Regions from separate parts of the Homo sapiens genome. Here region 1 is linked to region 2. The links are chromatin loops, found by intact Hi-C in ENCODE. Cell type or tissue: mammary epithelial cell. All regions are shown on one strand. Each heading gives the region's core, and the rest is flanking DNA. Links, peaks and the distances in the headings are about the cores only. Region 1 has its middle 35 kb from the start of MAGEF1. Region 2 overlaps LOC107986163 (a long non-coding RNA gene).

What was found. Peaks named below come from ENCODE experiments on the same cell type or tissue, not always from the same donor. Only the 100,000 strongest peaks of a DNase experiment are listed, where the experiment ranks them.
Region 1: a loop joins it to region 2, with 4 times the contacts of the local background. A loop is called at or near these places in 3 of 110 quality-filtered maps.

The regions. Positions count from the first base shown.
Region 1 is chr3:184,672,175-184,681,719 of GRCh38, forward strand. No RefSeq gene overlaps it. Among named protein-coding and RNA genes, the nearest start is that of MAGEF1, 35 kb to the right of the region's middle. RefSeq lists enhancers at 613-1,114, 5,974-6,478, 6,479-6,984. In mammary epithelial cell, for the core only: no CTCF peak of the experiment used is centred there; no DNase peak of the experiment used is centred there.
Region 2 is chr3:184,723,592-184,733,136 of GRCh38, forward strand. All of the region lies in intron 2 of LOC107986163 (a long non-coding RNA gene), which reads left to right. Among named protein-coding and RNA genes, the nearest start is that of MAGEF1, 16 kb to the left of the region's middle. In mammary epithelial cell, for the core only: a CTCF peak has its summit at 4,062 (motif pointing left); DNase peaks (open chromatin) are centred at 3,130 and 4,040; H3K27ac peaks cover 1,059 bases.

The DNA.
Region 1 (9,545 bases), core at 517-8,516, 52 kb before region 2:
AGGCTCACTGGTGAGGGCAGATGCTCTGTTGAGAAGCAGTGCTACCTTCTGCTTCATAACCCTGCCTTCTCTTCCTGCCTCTACTACTCCACTTTCAAATTAGACATCGCTGCTCAGGATTCCTTCCCTAGAAATCGACCTAAAATACCTCTCCTACAGACATGACCCTGAGGACAACCAGTGGCTTCTCACCTGGGGTCCTGGCTCCCAGCACTGTGTGCTGCTGGGTGAGAGTTCCCTTTGTGCAGAGCCCACTTACCACGTGTTGGATGGATGCGTCCATTAAGGATGGGATGGATGGAGTACAGGAGTCCATTTCGCACACATTTCCTGAGGTCTTCGAGGTGTCATGCACCTGCTGGCCTCTGGGGATCAGACGGGAATATAAACTGGTCCCTGTTCTCAAGGAGCTCACACAGGCCCCCGGCTTCACCTGGGCTAAGAGGTATGACCCACACACTTATTCAGTGTAGGGGACAGGCCACCAGCTCTGCCTTGGTAAGCCGGGGAAGGCTCGACAGAGTTGGTAATCTCCGAAGTGGGCTTTGGAGGAGGCATATGAGTGGAGGACCACGGAACAGGCATTTTAGGCTGGCTGTCAGTGGCTTCAGGAGGTTCTGACTTGGTGGGAGATACGTCCTATAGAGGTTCTCCAAAGACCCACAGTGCCATGCTGATTTTCTGAAATCCAGTGGGACTTAGGTAGGGTGACAAGGGCAGTGATGGAGCTACAGTTGTGTCCATTTAGAGGGAAGTAAGAGTGAGGATGGTCAGAGAACCTGGCTACACCCAGCTCTTGCAGTCATAATCGATTCCTTTCCAGTCAAAGAGGGTGGGAGAGTGGTTTTTCTCCCTCAGACAGAAGGATGAGGCTAGGAGGGAGGAGCTGGGTGGGCCGGGCGTGGACCAGCTTGGCCCTGGTGGACCTGCAGTTGGGCGGGAGGATGCTGGTTATTTGACTACAATGTATATTTAAAGGTCTCAGTTACAATGGGCCCCGGGCGCTCTGTAACAAGCTGCAGCTGTCCCATTGCTCATTAGCTTTCCTAACATCTTCTCGGGGCTGGTCCTGGGAGAGCAGCCCCCAAGCTCCTCCCTGTGGGCCGGGGCCCTGAAAAGCTGACTTCTTGCCCCCAGCCTCAGAGCTGCCATGATGAATGGCGCTGCTGCCCCGTGCAGACAAACGTCTTCCAGGAACAAGCCCCGTTTGTTTAAATCAAATGATCACCATCTTCTCTGGCAAAAGCCGCTCCCTGGACTCAAGGCCCAGGCCTGCCTCAACTGCCACCCACCTGTCCCTCTTCCTCTGGACATTAGGAAAGGACACATCAAGGGGTCAGGAGCAGCTCTAGCCACTGTCCTCAGAATGGGGACAGAGCAGGATCTCCAGGGCCAGCAGGGCCTGGTCGTCTTTGGAAGTGGGGTGAGAAAGGACTAAGCTTTCACAAGACATGGAGAAGCAGCCAGCAGCATGGGAAACAGGGCCTCAGCTGTGCTGCATCTGTGCTCTGAGCTTTGCACTTTCTACATGTGTCTCTACTCAAGTTACGCCTCTCCTGGCTTCAGACCCCTCAAGCATAGAAGAGTTTGTTAGGTCCACAGCTCTCAACCCCGGCTGCACACTGGGGTCACCAGAGGAACTTTTAGGAACTACTGATTCAGTTGGGTTCCAGGCACTGCCATTTCTTCCCCTCAGGCCCTCAAGCAATTCTAGCATGCAGCAATCGGTTTGAGTAGCCCCAAGGTCTCTGACCTCATGGCTTATCAGGTCTTCTTTGAAAAGTCCTGGCTGCTTAGGAAACACCTCCAGGAAGCCATCAGTTTGCAGACTGTGGGTCCCAAGAAGTTCCTGTACCAGGAGTTCTTCCTAAAGAAACCCACCTGGACTGGAGCAGGAAGGGACCCCAGAGCCCACCTTTTCCAACTTGGTTTTAGAGATGGCAAAACTGGGGAGTGCTCCTCCTCTCCTTGGGAGGACCCCCAGCTCAGACGGGAAGTGCTTTGTGAACGTAAAGCACCAACGCTGGGAAATTACTACAGATGGAGTTGTTGAGGATGGAGATTGGGGCACTGGAATTGTAACTCCTATCTGTCTCCCCAACTAGATTGTAAGCACCTTAATTGCAGAGACCAGGTCTCCTTTGTCGTGTGTGTGTGTGTGTGTGTGTGTGTGTGTGTGTGTGTGTCCTCCTGACTTAGCAATAAATGACTATGTGGATGGATGGATGGATGGATGGGTGGGTGGGTGGATGGATGGGTGGGTGGATGGATGGATGGATGGATGGGTGGATGGATGGATGGGTGGATGGATGGATGGGTGGATGGATGGATGGGTGGATGGATGGATGGGTGGATGGGGCCTTCCACAGGTGAATTTCCCTTCCTTACTTATCACTAGATTTTGCCATGGGTCACCTAGGCTGTCATCACCACGGTCACTGCTGTGAATAATGGAGTGTCAGGAGCTGAGGGAGGCAGTAGGGTATTGAGAGAACCTGTTAGCCTTGGGACTCAGGGGAGGGCCATTAATAAGGAGTAAGCATCTGAAGCTGGTCCTGACAGGCTTGCTGTGAATGGTGAGGCCAGATTACATGCCCATTGTACCCTGCTGTGAATCCACATCTCCCTAAGCCCCATCACACAGTGTAGCCGGGAATTTCTCACCCTCAAAGGTCTTTCAACCAAAAAAAAAAAAGGCCATTTCTGCCCAAGGAAGAATGTGGACCTGCAGGTTCCAGGTGGGAAGGAGAGGGGCTCAGGGTCTGGGTGAGGACAGAAGTTGGTGCTCTGACCTTAGTATGAATAACTCCAGCAAAGTCTTAATTCCTCAAAATACTGCCCAACATGCAACCGGCCACCTTTTATTGAACTTCCACGTGGGCAGACACTATGCTTGCTGAGGATACAGAGGTAAAAGAGAAAGACCCTGCCCTCAGAGGACTTATGGTCAAGGAGTAGAAGCTGTCGGGGAAAGGGCAGAGGGCTGGTGAGCCACGGAGGAGAAAGTGCTGGACAGGGCATGGACCCCAGGGGTGGCTTCATAGAGAGGCAAGATTTAAGCTCGGTGGGAGTTCTTCAGTGTGGCTCCCGGGAATCTGAATTTCTATCTCTCTCTTTTTTTTTTTTTTTTTTAGATAGAGTTTTGCTCTGTCGCCCAGGCTGGAGTGCAGTGGTGCAATCTCAGCTCACTGCAACTTCCGCCTCCTGGGTTCAAGCAATTCTTCTGCCTCAGTCTCCTGAGTAGCTGGGATTACAGGCGCGCGACAGCATGCCCAGCTAATTTTTGTATTTTCAGTAGAGGCGGGGTTTCTTTTATTTATTTATTTATTTTTTGAGACAGAGTCTCACTCTGTCACCCAGGCTGGAGTGCAGTGGTACAATCTCAGCTCACTGCAACCTCTGACCCCTGGGTTCAAGCGATTCTCCTGTCTCAGCCTCCCAAGTAGCTGGGATTACAGGCATGCACCATCATGCCCAGCTAATTTTTGTATTTTCAGTAGAGACGGGGTTTCCCCATGTTGGCCAGGCTGGTCTTGAACTCCTGACCTCAGGTAATCCACTCACCTCAGCCTCCCAAAATACTGGGATTACAGGCGTGAGCCACCGTGCCTGGCCAAATCTGAATTTCTTCTCAAATGCATGGGGGAATCTGTTGTGCCGACATGGTTAGGAATGATTTGTCTAGTGAGTGGTGGAGAAGGCATCCTAGGCAGAAGAAACTGTATGTGCAAAGAAAGGGAGGTGATCTAAGGGCACAGAGGTAACGGCAAACAGTCAAATATATGTGTAGAAACCAGGTTATTTGGGGGAAAGGGGATGCAACTAGAGTGGGAGGAAGAAAATCAAAATGCCATTTTGTTTGAATCGTTGAAAATAATTCCCCCAGGAAGCAGTAATCCATTTCAGCCTTCCTCATTCAGTGCTGATTTGCCCAAGTGGCAGGGAGATCTGGTGCCGATTACCAGGTTTCGGTGCATTAGGTAATGCAACAATAAAATCTGGGTCACTGCAGCACAAAGTCCCCTTTATTTTGACAAGTGTAGTTTTTACTCTGAAGTGTTATCATAAATAATTAAATTAAACCAGTAAATGGGTTGTAGTATGCTTTGCTGCAGTAACAAAGTCTCTGTAACCCCAGACACTGAGCCACTCCTTTGGGGGATTCTTGGCTCGGAAACATTTGGGAATTTTTCAGAAGTCAAGAATATTTGGAGTAGTCAAAGGAGAGAGGTAGGGCTGAAGGCTTGTTCCAGCCCATCCTGCTGCCCCGTTTCCCACTGGGCTTCCCCATCCTGCTGCACGCCATTCTATCATTTGACCTGTGGCAGCTTGAATCTGTAAAGGGATCACTCCTCAGCCCTAGGCTGGCCTCGAATGAAGAAGGGTAGAGAGTCCCAGTGCACATATTGGGCAGCCTCTTTTTTTTTTTTTTTTTTTGAGACAGAGTTTCGCTCTTGTTGCCCGGGCTGAAGTGCAGTGGTGCAATCTCAGCTCACTGCAACCTCCACCTCCCGGGTTCAAGCGATTCTCCTGCCTCAGCCTCCTGAGTAGCTGGGATTACAGGCATGTGCCACCATGCCCAGCTAATTTTGCATTTTTAGTAGACACGGGTTTTCTCCATGTTGGTCAGGCTGGTATTGGGCAGCCTCTTTTTTTTTTTTTCCATAATGCCCGCTCAGGCATCAGGGCATCAATAAGTAAATACTTCAAATCTTAGGGTAGAAGGTCTTGCAGGGACTCTCAAGACCACCAGACAACCCACCACCATCCATGACTTTTACCATTTCATAGACATGAAAACCAGGGAAGTAAAGTGACATGACCCATTGCTTGTTGGCCGATGGACAGGATAAGTAACATGCAGAACGTGAGTGCCAAAGACGCGGAGACCCAAAGGAGAATGTGCTGGAGACACAGGGGCTGCATGCAGGCAGAGAAAGGGGAAGTTGCAGGAGGAAGGAAAGAGGAAACGGTAAGAGGCAGGGGTGAGGTCTGCTAGAGGGCTGGGAGCTTTGAACCAAGTCTTCAGGCGGAGACCCTGAGGAGTCATCACCGGAGCCCTCAAGTACTCAGACATCTGCCCGCTGCATCAGGACAGTTCTCAAACCAAGCAAGAGAGAAATAAAATCTCTGTAGTGAAGAAGGAAAAATGGTGCTGGAGAGAATACCCAGAGGCGGAACCTGCTGGCTTTAAAGCAGGAGATTTCGGTCCCTCCCCAGGGTGAGTGGGGCTGCTTTTTGCCTCCTTCTCTACCATCTGCCCCCTCCGCTCTCCCATCGTCCTGCCTGCTGGACATCCAGGCATCAGCTTCTGTCACCCTTGTCAGGGCCTGCAGATAAGGTGGCAGTTGGTGGCCAGATTAGAGGGGGAGTAGCATTCCACTGCCCCCTCTTTTGGTGGCATCCAGGCCTGTAGGACTCCATGCAGGGACAACTCCATTCGTAGAGCCAGAACTCCCAGTGAGAGTTCTAGAATGGGGGCTCCTTCCGAGTCCCAGAGCCTCCAGCTGAGCCAGCTCCAGGGAGAGCGTGACAAACAGGTATCCTGGACAGAGAGGACTCTGGAGACCAGAAGAGCCTGTCAGAATGAGGGGCCGAACAGCACACACGGCCTTCCCTCCTGCCCCTCCACAGACCGGCTGTTTTTCATAGCACCTTTAGTGGAAAGGAAAGCATGTTTCTCTCACTCCATGGAACTCTGAGCTATGTAAACAATAGAGATAGAGCTGGAACAAAAATCACCTACAGGGCCGATAGCTGCACCAGAAATCCCTCCAGGGAGGAGGCCAAGGCTCCTTGGTGTTCAACAGCACAAAAGCTCAGATATTAGTGAAGTGTCGGTGCCCGGGGCTTTTGCCCCAGGGCTGTGGGGTCTTGTTTAGAGGTCAGTGAAGGGGAAGGCCCACACCTGGTGGGCTGCACGGCACCCCCTCCTTCTCCCTGACATCTATTGCATCATTCTCAAGGTGTGTGGACCAGGGACAGGGGAAGTGAGCTCAGCTGACCCAGAAACCCCGGCAAGGCCTGTGCCCAGTTTGCTGTTCCTCACCGGAGACCTTTGGGGTTCTAGGCCACTCTTACGTGGTGATGGCAGGGCAGGTGTGCACAGGTCTGCCTATGAGGTGGGGATCTGCAACTGTCCCCAGAAACCCACTGCTAAACTGGGTCCTTAGGGACTTCACCGCCCTGCTGGCCTCCTCCTCCCTCTGAGGCATCATTGACTCCAGGAAGCCCTCTGTGAACCCCAAGGCTGCACCCTGGGGTGCCAAGCTTCTCTGTGTGCCTGCACTGCACCCTGTCATACTCAGAGCTTATCATCTCAAGCGTATCTCCTTAAGACAGGGCTGTGTTTGACTTATCTCTGTGCACACTTCCATATACAGTAGGTGCTCAATAAACGCTTGTTGGACAGAACGGGGCATCTCTAGGCCAGGCCTGGCATCCCTGGTCAGGACGGCTTCAGTGGGAGGCCCAGTTCTCTGGCCTCAGCTGCCCTTGGCTCAGGGGGTCCAGTTCGGGAGAGACCAGGGTGGTCAGAGCGTGCACTGCCCTTTAATCCAGGCCTGGGTTCTTTCCCGCGTCACGGCCAGATCCCATCTCCTCTTCAACACATAGCGCTGTGGCTACCACATTGCCTCTCTGGCAGACACTGTGGGGATGTGTGTAGTCAGGTTGCAGGGAGGGGGACTTTAAACAAACAGTCCATGGCCCCAGTCAGTGCCAAGGCTCACCGCATCCCCAGCCCCACACCCCCTCTCCAGGGCGAGCCAGCTTGCTGGACCGTGTGACCGGGAGCCCGCAGAATTCATTTCACAAAAAATGTTTTGGTGCTCTGCTTCTCACCCCATCCCCAGCTGGGCCAGAGAGCACCTGAGTGCCCCTCCTGCTCTCCCTCCCTCTTGGGCCTTTCGCCCCCTAATCCACAAAGTGGGGAGCGGTCATGTGGGCCCTCAGCTCTCGACAGGAAGCTGTCAGGCACAGCTGGCTCGCCGGGCCAGCTCCCTTACCGCCAGGGAGGCGGGCTGCCGTCCCCGAGCCCGGCTCGCTGAAACCCAACCCCTCTTTCCAGCTGCAGCTCGAAAGAGCCCCTGGCCAGCCTTCCCCAGGGACCCTGCAGCCTGCAGATCTCACGGTCAGGGAATTTTCCCTGCGCAGTGTTCCAAGTCAGCCAAGCCTCCAGAACAAAGGGCAGAGAGACAGAGACCGGCCTCTTCCTATCCCCCCATAAGTGGCAAGAAAGACCCAGCCCACAGAGGCTGCTCCCCTGATGTGGGGGAAGGGTATACCCAGAGGACAAAGACCATCCTTCCTGGGAGGCCTGTGCCTCGGGAAGCACTCCCCGGAGGAGCCAGGACCAGATAGATTTGCAGCAGCCCCCATTTCTTCCACCCCAGGGAGGAAAGTGACCTGTACTGGCCCTGACATCCCAAGGGCCACGGGTGTCAGGAGGCCTGTGTCAGAGTCAGGTGCTGCACAGAAGGGGATTGTTGCTGATTAGTGCGGAGGCACACATTCCAGAACGCAGTGATTCCTTTCCCTGGGGAAAATGCAATTTACAAAAGAAAAATGGGCCGGGCGCAGTGGCTCACACCTGTAATCCCAGCACTCTGGAAGGCGGATCACAAGGTCAGGAGATCGAGACCATCCTGGCTAACACAGTGAAACCCCATCTCTACTAAAAAATACAAAAAATTAGCCGGGCGTGGTGGCGGGCCCCTGTAGTCCCAGCTACTCGGGAGGCTGAGGCAGGAGAATGACGTGAATCCGGGAGACAGAGCTTGCAGTGAGCCGAGATGATCGCGCCACTGCACTCCAGCCTGGGCGACAGAGCGAGACTCCGTCTCAAAAAAAAAAAAAAAAAAAAAAAAAAATGGGACTTTTTTGTTGTGGTCCCTAAGAACAGACTGTTCCTCAAACTCAGATAATAAACTGCTGTCAAGCAGCAGCCCTGGTAACATGTAATAGAGTGGAGAGAAACCCGCAACCAGCATTGGTTCAAGCTCTGATATCATCACTAACTAGCTATGTGGCTGGTCTAGCTCTAGGGACACCCCAAAGCCATTGTGGCCAGGACAGAATATATTATAACTAACTTCTCTGAGCCTCATTTTTTCTCATCTGTAAGATGGGACTAGTATTGTTTACCAGGCCTACTTCCTTCATTTAGCAAACATTAAGTACCAACTGTGTGCCAGGCACTAAGTCTGTTGCTGGAAGCTGAGAAATAACAGGATTCCCCACCCCAGGTCACATTAACTAATGGGTATAAAGGTGCTTGGAAAACTGAAATGCTGAAATAAATAGATAAGGACCAGCTGTAATGATCTCATTAACTTTCTGGGAATGAGGCTGCTAAAGTGATTTTTAAAGTTCTTAAAAACAGTTAAGTAAGCCAGACCTGTCTCTGTAATCTGGCCTGCACTATTTATTTGCTTAGCAAACCATTTCTTCATAGATAGTGCAAAAGGAAAGACTTCAGACCAGCCCGAGGCAGAATTTATCCCAAATTCAGAGTGAGTGGGGTCTGAATTAATTAGGTCTTTCTGTAGCTTAATGTATAAACCTGGGCTCAGGAAATTTGGCCTTTAAAGCAGGTGCCCTTTCAAATGAGTGGGTTTCATGTGACTGTTTTAACTTCAGCTTCATTACCCTTTATGGGCTGCAGGAGTGGTGGGGGGAGCAGGCAGGAGGGATCTGGTGTGAGTCTGCTTCCGTGAATGGGGAGCCAAAGGAACCGTAAAACAGCCCCTGGGTCCTCAACAGCCTTCTCCCAACCAGGGCCTGCCAAGGTGACCTGCCTACCTCCCCATGGAGGTAAATTCATACTTACAGTCCCCGTCTGGGGTCTCCTCCAGTCTCAGGTGAGGGCAAGGGCCAAGGCTCCCAGTCCTACTTGTGGGGCTGGTCATCTGCTGGGGTTTCCTCCTTCGATCTCTCATTGTCCTTGAACTTCTTGTTCTAGCTCCTTGGCAGCCTCCAAACTCCACAGCGTGAGAGCGCTGTGCCAGGATACTCTCTCACTCAAGAACCCGCGGTTATTCCCTACTGCCTGAAAGTCCTCAGCCCCCACCACCTGCTCTTATTATCTGCTCAAGATGCTCCAGGTCACCCGTCCCTTTAGACAGTCCAATATGGCAGCCACCAACCACCCATGACTATGGAGCACTTGTGGCCAATCCCAATTGAGATGTGCTGTAAGATATACACCCAGATAATGAAGATTCAGCATGAAAAAAGTAATGTAGGCTGGGCGCGGTGGCTCACACCTGTAATCACAGCACTTTGGGAGGCCAAGGTGGGTGGATCACCTGAGGTCAGGAGTTTGAGGCCAGCCTGGCCAACATGGTGAAACCCCATCTCTACTAAAAATACAAAAATTAGCTGGGCATGATGGCAGGCGCCTGTGATCCCAGCTACTCGGGAGACTGAGGCAGGAGAATCACTTGAACACCTGGGAGGCAGAGGTTGCAGTGAGCCAAGATCATGCCACTGCACTCCAGCCTGAGTAAGACTCTATCTCAAAAAAAAAAAAAAAAAAAGAAATG
Region 2 (9,545 bases), core at 1,002-9,001:
GACCAAATTCTCATATTTCCTTGGGTCTGTTTCTGTGCTTTCTAGTCTGTTCCATCGGTCTGTCTATACAGCACCATTTTTGATAGCTATATAGTATTGCTTTTTATGTGTAGCATAATTTATTTGACTAATTTATTTTTGTTAAACTTTCAGGTTGCTTCCGGTTTTTCAATATTCCAAACAGTGTATCAGTGAATAAAATCCTTGCACATATGCATTTGTGTGTATAGTGAATCAATCCTGTCCTTTCCATTTTTATACATGGAATTTCTGGGTCAAAGATATGTGCCTTCTTAGGCTTTTTTCATACATATTGCCAAAATGCCTTTATACCAGTTTACACCCCCTCCAACCGTGAGTGAGTGCAAATTCCCCCACCCGCGCCAGCTCTTCAGTATGATAATTCTTTTTAATCATTGCCAATCTGATCAGCAAAAAAAGGTCTCTTATTGCCGTTTTAATTTTCTTTCCTTTGAATGTTAGTGAGGCTGAATATTGTTTCAATTTATGGTGGGTTTTGATGTACAGAAGTTTTTGATTTTTTTTGTAGTCAAATCTATTAATCTTTTCCTCTATGGTTTCTACTTTTGTTGACATGTTTAGAAAGTCCTTCCCCATCCTAAGATTATAAAATATTCACTCATATTTTCTTCTAGTACCTTTATGATTTCATTTCCTTCTTTATCCATCTGGTATTCATTTTGACAAATGGCGTGAGCTGGGAAATAACGTGTATTATTTATTTATTTATTTATTTCCCAGATGGGTACTCAATTCTTTCATCACTGTTAAAAAGCACGTATTTGTGTGTGTGTGTGTGTGTGTGTGTGTGTGTGTGTGTGTGTAACTATTCCTAAAGTGAACATCTTGAACAGCTGGACACTGAAGGTAACGCAGCTCTAGACTTTGGGTCATCATTAGAAATACCAGCTTAACAGGCAGAAATATCAGCTTAACAGGCAGATGTGGCACTTTCTAACAGATGTGAGCTTTTGAATCAAACGGATTGACATTTGACATTCAAATCCAGCTTTGCAGCTCACTGCTGGTGCAACTTTGAGCAAACCAAGGATCCTCCCTGTGTCTTGGTATCTTCACCTATAAAATGGGATAATAATACTTACAGGGCTGTAATGAGAATTAAATGAGCTAACGTTTGTAGCAACTGTCTACACACGCCTTTCACATCACGGACAGTCAATATTTATCACTTGCCCTTCACACTGCAGCCATCATGCTCCCTCCTCCCCATCAAGTGAGCCCTCAGGCCTTGACTGTAAATAGGATATGCTGGAGTGGGGAGAGGTTGGATGCTGTGCTTGCTTTTTATAGGTTTTCTATCTTTACCCTGTGATCAGACTTCCATGTGTTCTGTCTTGCTGCTTTTAGTGTCTTTTCATTAACAGCCTTTCTCTCCCCTTCTAAAAGCACTGCTTTTAATCTTATAACAGCTAGAAAACCAGACAACAGGATTGTTCGAAGTATATATAAATTAAGAGTAACTGGGATCTGAGTGAGAGCCTGAGGGCCTCTCCTATTGTATAACGTGGTGGTTCTCATCTCTGGCTGTACATTAGAATCACCTGGGGAGCTTTGAAAACATATCCATGCCTGGGTCCTACTCCAGATCAATTAAATCAGAACCTCTGGTGGTGGGGTCCAGGCATGGGGGTGTTTAAAAACTCCGCGGGTGATTCTAAAGTGCACGCAGGGCTGAGAACCATTGCTCGCGCGCACAGGCTTTGTGAGATCCACATTTACTACTGAGAGGTTTTTCCCTCTGGTTCTCTCCCAAAGTGTGCCCCAAGTTGGGGTAGCAGCTCTGTGGAGCCAAAGGCCAGATGGTGGAGGTGTCAGCGATGTTTAGGCTGCTGCTGTGCTTGCTAAAGTGAGCGGCCCCAACACTCAGGTCTGTGTAAGAGCACGTTCCTCAGGGCTTTCGGAGATGATGTCAGTTTCTCTTTAAGATGGAGCTGTTTTAGTCCCCGTCCTGATGCAGCTTCCCCTGCCTCTAGGGGCTTCCTGGGACCATGCTGACTTTGACTCCTGAGGAGAGTGGAAGATAATGAGAAATAAATCTTGAGAAAACACCTTTAGTTTTTATTTCTATTTTGTTTATTTGCGTATTTGTTCTCTTTTTCTCTTGGCTCCTTCTCTGTCCTCAAAAACGTATGTAGGTGATATAGTTTGGCTGTGTCCCCACCCAAATCTCAACTTGAATTGTGGCTCCCATAATTCCCATGTGTTGTGGGAGGAACCCAGTGGGAGATAACTGAATCATGGGGGAGGTTTCCCCCATACGGGTCTCATGGTAGTGAATCAGTCTCATGAGATCTGATGCTTTTATAAGGGGTTTCCTCTTCCATTTGGCTCTCATTCTCTCTTGCCTGCCACCACGTAAGATGTGCCTTTTACCTTCCGCCATGACTGTGAGGCCTCCCCAGCTATATGGAACTGTGAGTCTCTTTTTCTTTATACATTACCCAGTCTCAGGTATGTCTTTATTATCAGGGTGAAAATGGACTGATACAGTAGGTGACATGTGTCCAGCCTGCTTGGTTCCCAACTTTGCTGGATCCATTCTATCTGTGGACGGAGCCACTATCTCTGAAAGGTACACTTACCCCCATCAACTATTGGTGGGCCCACTTTGTCTCCTGGCAAATAGATACAAAATGTGCTCCCTGCAGCCTACAAATTGGGCACCAACATCACAGCTCCTTGCTACCAAGTCAGCCTTCATGCTATTCTCAAATTCTAATAACCTGCCAGGGGGCTTAGCCCATGGGCTTGAGACCCCTTCCTGGTGTCTTACCTGGTTCATCTAAAACTAGGGCCTCCCTGGCTCCACCAGATCCTGTGGAGGAAAAGTCGCCACCTTTTCTAATGAATTAAAGCCCATTCCTGCAAGCTTAGCAATAAAGGGAGAGTCTCTGTGTGGAGAGGAGTGACTAGAATTTCCCCTTGAGATTTCTCACCCATCATCCCCACCCTTCAACACACACAGGGTAGCTGAGACCAGGCTGGATTCCTCAGACCAGCCTTTACCACAGGTTGGGGAGAACAACAGAAATAAACAGAGAGAGTAACATGAGCCTATAAAATCTGGTTTACAAGATACGACTTGATTGTGAGGGCTCAGGGCCTGCCTTCACCAGTGTGGGGGCTGCCTCCGCGTGGTCAGTGCCATGGCACCAGCCCTGGCCTCGGGGCAGAAGCTGGGACAGCTGTGCTCTTGAAAGTTCAGATGGACCCACTAAATAAAGAATGAAGCTGAGAAGGAAATGAGAGTTCCCCTTGGGTCTGGTGCCACCATCTGAATCCCAGAGTTCTGTTTGAGGATCTGTCTCTTCCTGGGATGATTAGAAATGATTGCTCCTTTTGGTGGTAAATAAACCTCAGATTCAAGTGAGGTTTTTTGATCATTAAGGCTGCATCAAGAAGGAATGGGGTGGGCAAACACTAGCTTACTACCTCACCCCAGTGCCTTGACCAGTCTTGCTAGAAGTGCGGTTTTATATCCGCAAAAGACAGTGGCTTTTCTTTAGATACATTCAGTTGAGAGGCGAAATGTTACAACCTTGTGAAATACTCTGTGATGTTCACAGTGGAGCAAGAGGTGAGCAAACTGAGGGTTATTTGCAAAGAATGCTGATGATATTCTTTTCAAAGAGCTCCCAATAATCGTCCAGGGAAGAAAAATACAAGGGTGTATCAGTTTGGAGAGACTTTTTTTTTTTTTTTAACTTGGAAGTCTGTGCGACAGCTCTGTCTGTTTTGGTGCTGATTTCTTCTTCACTCTCTTCAGGAGAGATCTCATCCGCTGTCCACTGGGGAATGGCCTTGCCCTATGGCCCCTACCAAACAAAAACGTAGCAGAACACAGCAAAACAGCAGAGTCGGAATGTGAAGTGCTGATAGAGTTCCCTAACGCTGACTGTCTGCTCTGCATTTCTGGAGATTGTATGCCTGTCATCCTGCATTCCTTGGTAGGCTACCTATTGGATAACCCCATAAACTCTGGCCCACTAATCGTCAATGGGGATAGTGCTGCCCCCTAGAGGCACTTTAGAAACGTGTGGTGTTTGTTACATTGGTTGGGGGCACTACTGAGGTGGAGTCAGAGGGCAGCCAGACTCCCTGCCCTAGGCAAGGCAGTCTTGTATGATGAAGATTTCTCCCGCACGTCTCCTGACATTTGAATGCCCCACCAGATACTCATGTAGGTAGAAAACCTCTTCATATTGGTCTGAGCCTAGAACCTAATTCTAATTTGTATATAAACACAAAGTACTTTTGTACAATTTTGTTTATTTATTTATTTATTTTTTGAGACAGAGACTCGCTGTCGCCCAGGCTGGAGTGCAGTGGCATGATCTCTGGTCACCTCAACCTCCACCTGCTGGGTTCAAGCCATTCTCCTGCCTCAGCCTCCCTAGTAGCTGGGATTACATATGCCTGCCACCACGCCCAGCTAATTTTTTTGTATTTTTGTTTCACCATGTTGGCCAGGCTGGCCTTGAACTCCTGACCTTAAGTGATCCGCCCGACTGGGCCTCCCAAAGTGCTGGGATTATAGGTGTGAGCCACCGCGCCCGGCCCTGTGGTAAAATTTTAATATTCACTGAATTTTTAATGAATGCTACCATCATATAAATGGAAAGAACACTGTATTTTATCTTTCCCAGGAGTTGTTTACCATTTCAGAAAACCACAATACCAACAGTAATATGTTCATAGTATTTGAGTTGTCAAAACAACACACCTCTATTCATCTGCATTTATAAATGAGTAATGATTCTACATATCTGTATGACTGTATAATACTTATTTAGTCTTGTTTCAGAACACCAAATATAAAGAAGTACCCATAATGTTCCAGTAAATATTATTTTACCTCTCTTACATTCAAACTCATTTATTACAAATAAGTGCAATCCTTTGACTACATTATCTCTTCTAGTGTAGTTATGCCCAGGCATTTCTAGATCACAATGTGTATTCGTTTATTCTGAGTTATTTTCCTTTTTGTTCATTATCTTATAGTTAGGGTGGTATATTGATTTTCTAAAAAATATCTGCATAGGTGGGTTGTATCATCTATAAATTTCATTTCGGAATAGTCAAGGTGGACTTACAAAATATTTGATGTAAAAACGGGAGCACTGGGTCTGATAGGGTTTGGGACCCACTGCTCTAGGTGACCTCATGGAGAATATTTGATTTTATCTCATTTTCACAGCAAATTCATTTCACTAGGTCCTATTATGATCACCATTCTGCATTGGAGGAAGCCGAGTAACAGAGACATGAGGTAACTTGCCTAAGGCCACATATCTAGAAAAGCGGGGAGCTAGAGCTCTAGAGCCCTCTTGCTATACCAGTTCACTATTCCACCTTCCACCCACCATGTCTGCCCAATCTTCCATGATTTGTCCAGGTGCCGCAGGGCCTTTCTACCTGGAAGCCCACCCTCTGCCCCTGTTAGCCTTCCTTTTTTTTTTTTTTTTTTTTGATGGACTCTCACTCTGTTGCCCGGGCTGGAGTACAGTGGCGCAATCTCGGCTCACTGCAACTTCTGCCTTCCAGGTTCAAGTGATTCTCCTACCTCAGCCTCCTAAGTAGCTGGGATTACAGGCACGCGTCACCACACCCGGCTAATTTTTGTATTTTTAGTAGAGAAGGGGTTTCGCCCTGTTGGCCAGCCTGGTCTTGAACTCCTGACCTCGGGTGATCCGCCCGCCTCGGCCTCCCGAAGTGGTGGGATTACAGGCGTGAGCCACTGCGCCCGGCCCCTGCTAGGCTTCTTGCAGGGTCCACTGGGGACACTGACTGGAAGGAAAAAAATGACTTTTCCCTTTTGGATAGAATTTTAACAGAATAAATAAAAGGGAAGAATTTTGCAAAGAGCAGATCCCCATAAATTTTGCTGAAAGAATGAATGAATGATTTGGTAACGTATCGGGGAGAGTACTGCTGGGTCCTTTGGAAGAGCCCCTGGGCTTTTAATAATTGATTTCAGCAAACTTATGTGAGTTTCCCTGGGGTTGATGCCGGGGTTCGCAGGGCTCTCAGCTCAAGGACAAGGAGGAACACTTCCACTGTGTCCCCGCAGGCTGAGGGAGGCTGTTCACTCCTTTTCCTCAGGAAGCCCAGCTGTTGAAACCGATCAGCACATCTCCCTTGCCCTCTCCCCATGCACACGGACATGGTTTTCATGTCCTGGAGTTGGGGGTCTTTTTTATTGTATTATTTTTATTATTTTTTATTTTTTTATTTTTTCTGAGACAGTGTCTTGCTCTGTCACCCAGGTTGGAGTGCAGTGGTGCGATCTCGGCTCACTGCAAGCTCCTCCTCCCGGGTTCATGCCATTCTCCTGCCTCAGCCTCCCGAGTAGCTGGGACTACAGGTGCCCACCACCACATCTGGCTAATTTTTTGTATTTTTAGTAGAGATGGGGTTTCACCGTGTTATCCAGGATGGTCTCGATCTCCTGACCTCATGATCCGCCTGCCTCGGCCTCCCAAAGTGCTGGGATTACAGGTGTGAGCCACCGCTCCCGGCGGGGGTCTTCTTCAAATAACAGCCTTTCCTCTGGCCCTTTGGTCTGTGATCTGACTGACCCCCTGTGTCCTGGTCTGAGGAACACCAGCTCCTACAACTGACAACCACAAAGGGATGCTGCACTTTTTCCCCGTGGGTCTCTGGCAGGGTCTCACTCTGAGCTACAACTTTTTCTTTCCTTCACTCAGCAAATGTTTTCTGAAGGCCTGCTTTGTGCCAGATTCTGGGGTGCAGGGATGAGCAACGACACATTGTCCCATCCCACACTGATCTCAGGTGCTTTCTTCCTCAACTAAACCATATACCCTTCCTGGAGGTGACTTGGGGGGCCATCCCTCAGCAGAAGCCAGACTCCTCACTCTACCCCATTCCAAACCTTCCCCTCAGACCCACAAAAGATACTCAACTTCAGTCACCCTCTGCAGACTCAGATTTAGTACAAATGACTGGCTTTTGCAGTAGTGTGGGAAGAGCTGCAACAGGAGCATACAGAAGCTCTGGGAGCCCACGGGGAAGGGCAGCTGAACCAGCCTGGGGTGAATAGGGAAGCTTTCCTGGAGGAGGGGATGCCTGAGTGTAGTCCCAAGGAATGGCTATGATTTGGCAAAGGCAAAGGATGAGTGCATTGGTCAGGGTCCTAAAAGGGAACAGGCCCCCTTAAGTTAGGATGATTTGATGAGGGTTTATGCACAAAGAGGTTATTTGCAAAGGTTTAGGCAGAGTGTGGGAGAACAACACAAGATAGTACAGAAACTCAGGGTCAGTGGCAGCAGAGCTGTTTCCACCCCTAGGCCAGAAGACATGGGAGAGGGGCAGCCTGTACCCTGGAAAGAGGGAGAGTCGTGTCATTCAGGTCAGCTTCCCTCTAGGGAATCAGCCAGCCTGATGCAACCTTACAAGGAGGGAATCAATTGCCTTGACCTCATTCTTTCCTGTCTTCCAAACTCTTGCTGGTGGTCCCCATTGGCCAAACCCAACCAGGAGCCAGAGGGCACTGGAGCTGATTGATGTGATCTATACAGGGCAGACTTTGGGGCACAGAGCAGGCTGGAGAGTGGATCTGGCGTGGTAAGCAGAAGATATCCAGCATGCTGGGTCAGGGAAGGCCTTTCTAAGAAGAGGAGAACAATTTGTGAAGGCCCCATTCTTACACAAGAATGTGTAAGTTGGGGAAATGTTTTCTTTATGTCTGGAGTAGAGTGAGTAGGAATGGGGGCGTCCATCATGAAAGGCCTTGCATGTCTTTCTAACGAATGTGAAAATTTATCCCAAAGGCGATGGGAGCCACTGAAGCATTTTTGGCAGGAGGTGACCTGATCAGATTTGTGTTCTGAAATGATCACTCTCGCCCTAGTGTGGACGTGGTCTGGAGGAACACTTCAGACTAGAGATGGTGAGGCCTGAACCAAGACAATGGCGATGGAGAAAGAGGTGGATTGATTTGAGAAATGTTTAGGAAGTAGTCTCAAAAGGCGATGAAGGATTGAATGTGGAGGATGAAGGAAAGGGAGACGTCGAGAGCAGTGTCTGGGTTTCCACTTGAAGCTCAGGCTCAGGAGGGAGCGTGAGGGAGCAGGTTGCCTGTCCAGCTGTTGCTTCCTCGATTTTGCTTTCTGGATTTGGGAGAAAGCTTAGATTGGCCCTCATTAGCAGGACCTCAGGCTTTCAAGGGGGTCTTGGAGGGGCTTCCTAGCCATGCCACAGGTTGGCCTCCCTTGGTTGTCTCGAGAGCACGCCAAACTAGAGAGCAGGCGAAGTCACCTTTTGCTGCCACCCTGGGACCTACTGAGCCGGGACCTGCTCTCTCCCACCCCCTGCCCCTTCCCATATGGACAGGGGATGTGTTTTCTTTTAACTTGCTTCATTGCAGGAGCAAATGAGGTCCAGCTGAGGGGAGGGAACCAGCCATGGTGACAGAGCATGGGCTGTGTGAGCTTGGGTGAGAGTGGGGGCCCTGTCACCCTCAGTTTCCTTCCACTGGCTTTTCAGACAGCTGTGGTCCCTGTAGGCTCAGATTTCATCCCTAGCAATTCTGAAGAACCTGCTATCCAGTAACAGGTCCCATTCCTTGGAGTTCTTTACCTAGAAACCTGGAATAATTTTCTTTTGTTGCAGAGGAAAATGCTGAGGTTGTTCTTTCATGGTCTAAGAACTTGAGTAGTCATGGCAACGCATGAGGGTGGGGTGGGTGAGGTGGGGGCGTCTTAGCAGTGTTTCGTTTCAAATGCCAGATTAAAGGAAAAGCGTCTTTGGAGTTCGCCTCATTAAGACATAGCTCAGTGCAGTCTCGTTGATGGTTCTCCAGCTCATCATTTTACACATTACATTTTCCCTACATTTCCTCGCCTGATGGGCAGTCTTCTGGGACTTCTCCCTGAGAATTTTGGCTCCGAGACTTCTCCAAGAATTTCAGCTCATTTCTGGCAAGAGCGTTGGTGGGGGTGACTCTTTTGTTCCTGTCGAGGACCTTGTCTTGTAAGTCCTTTGCTTCCAATGGGACTGCCACTTTAAAAAGCCAAAGGTAACATGTTTATTGAGAGTTTGTTCTGGCTACAAAAAGAAAGATGGTGATTGAGCAGCCATTTCCTTTTCACACTATACTTTTGGTCCAGGATCTTTCTCTCAGAGTTTGGCCAGGTCAAGCCCAAAGCTGGCTCTGGGGATCTAGGCCATCCTTCCGACTGCCCTTCCGGGACGCGTCTTGGAGAAAGTAAAGGTGGAAATGTTTAACCTAGACACTGGCTGCAAGTGCTTTCTTCCTCAGCTGAACCTTATCCCCTTGCTTGAGCTGACCTGGGGGTCCTTCTTCTTGAGGAGCCACTCCCCACCCTGCTCCAGTCCAAACCTCTCCTATACCCGCAAAAGATACTCAACACATTAGAGTTGCCCAGTTATCAACTAAAATATTTCCCAAGTCCTCATTTATGCTTTCCAGTGGTCACCTAGATTCTCCTTGTGATTAATGTTCTTATTAACCATAG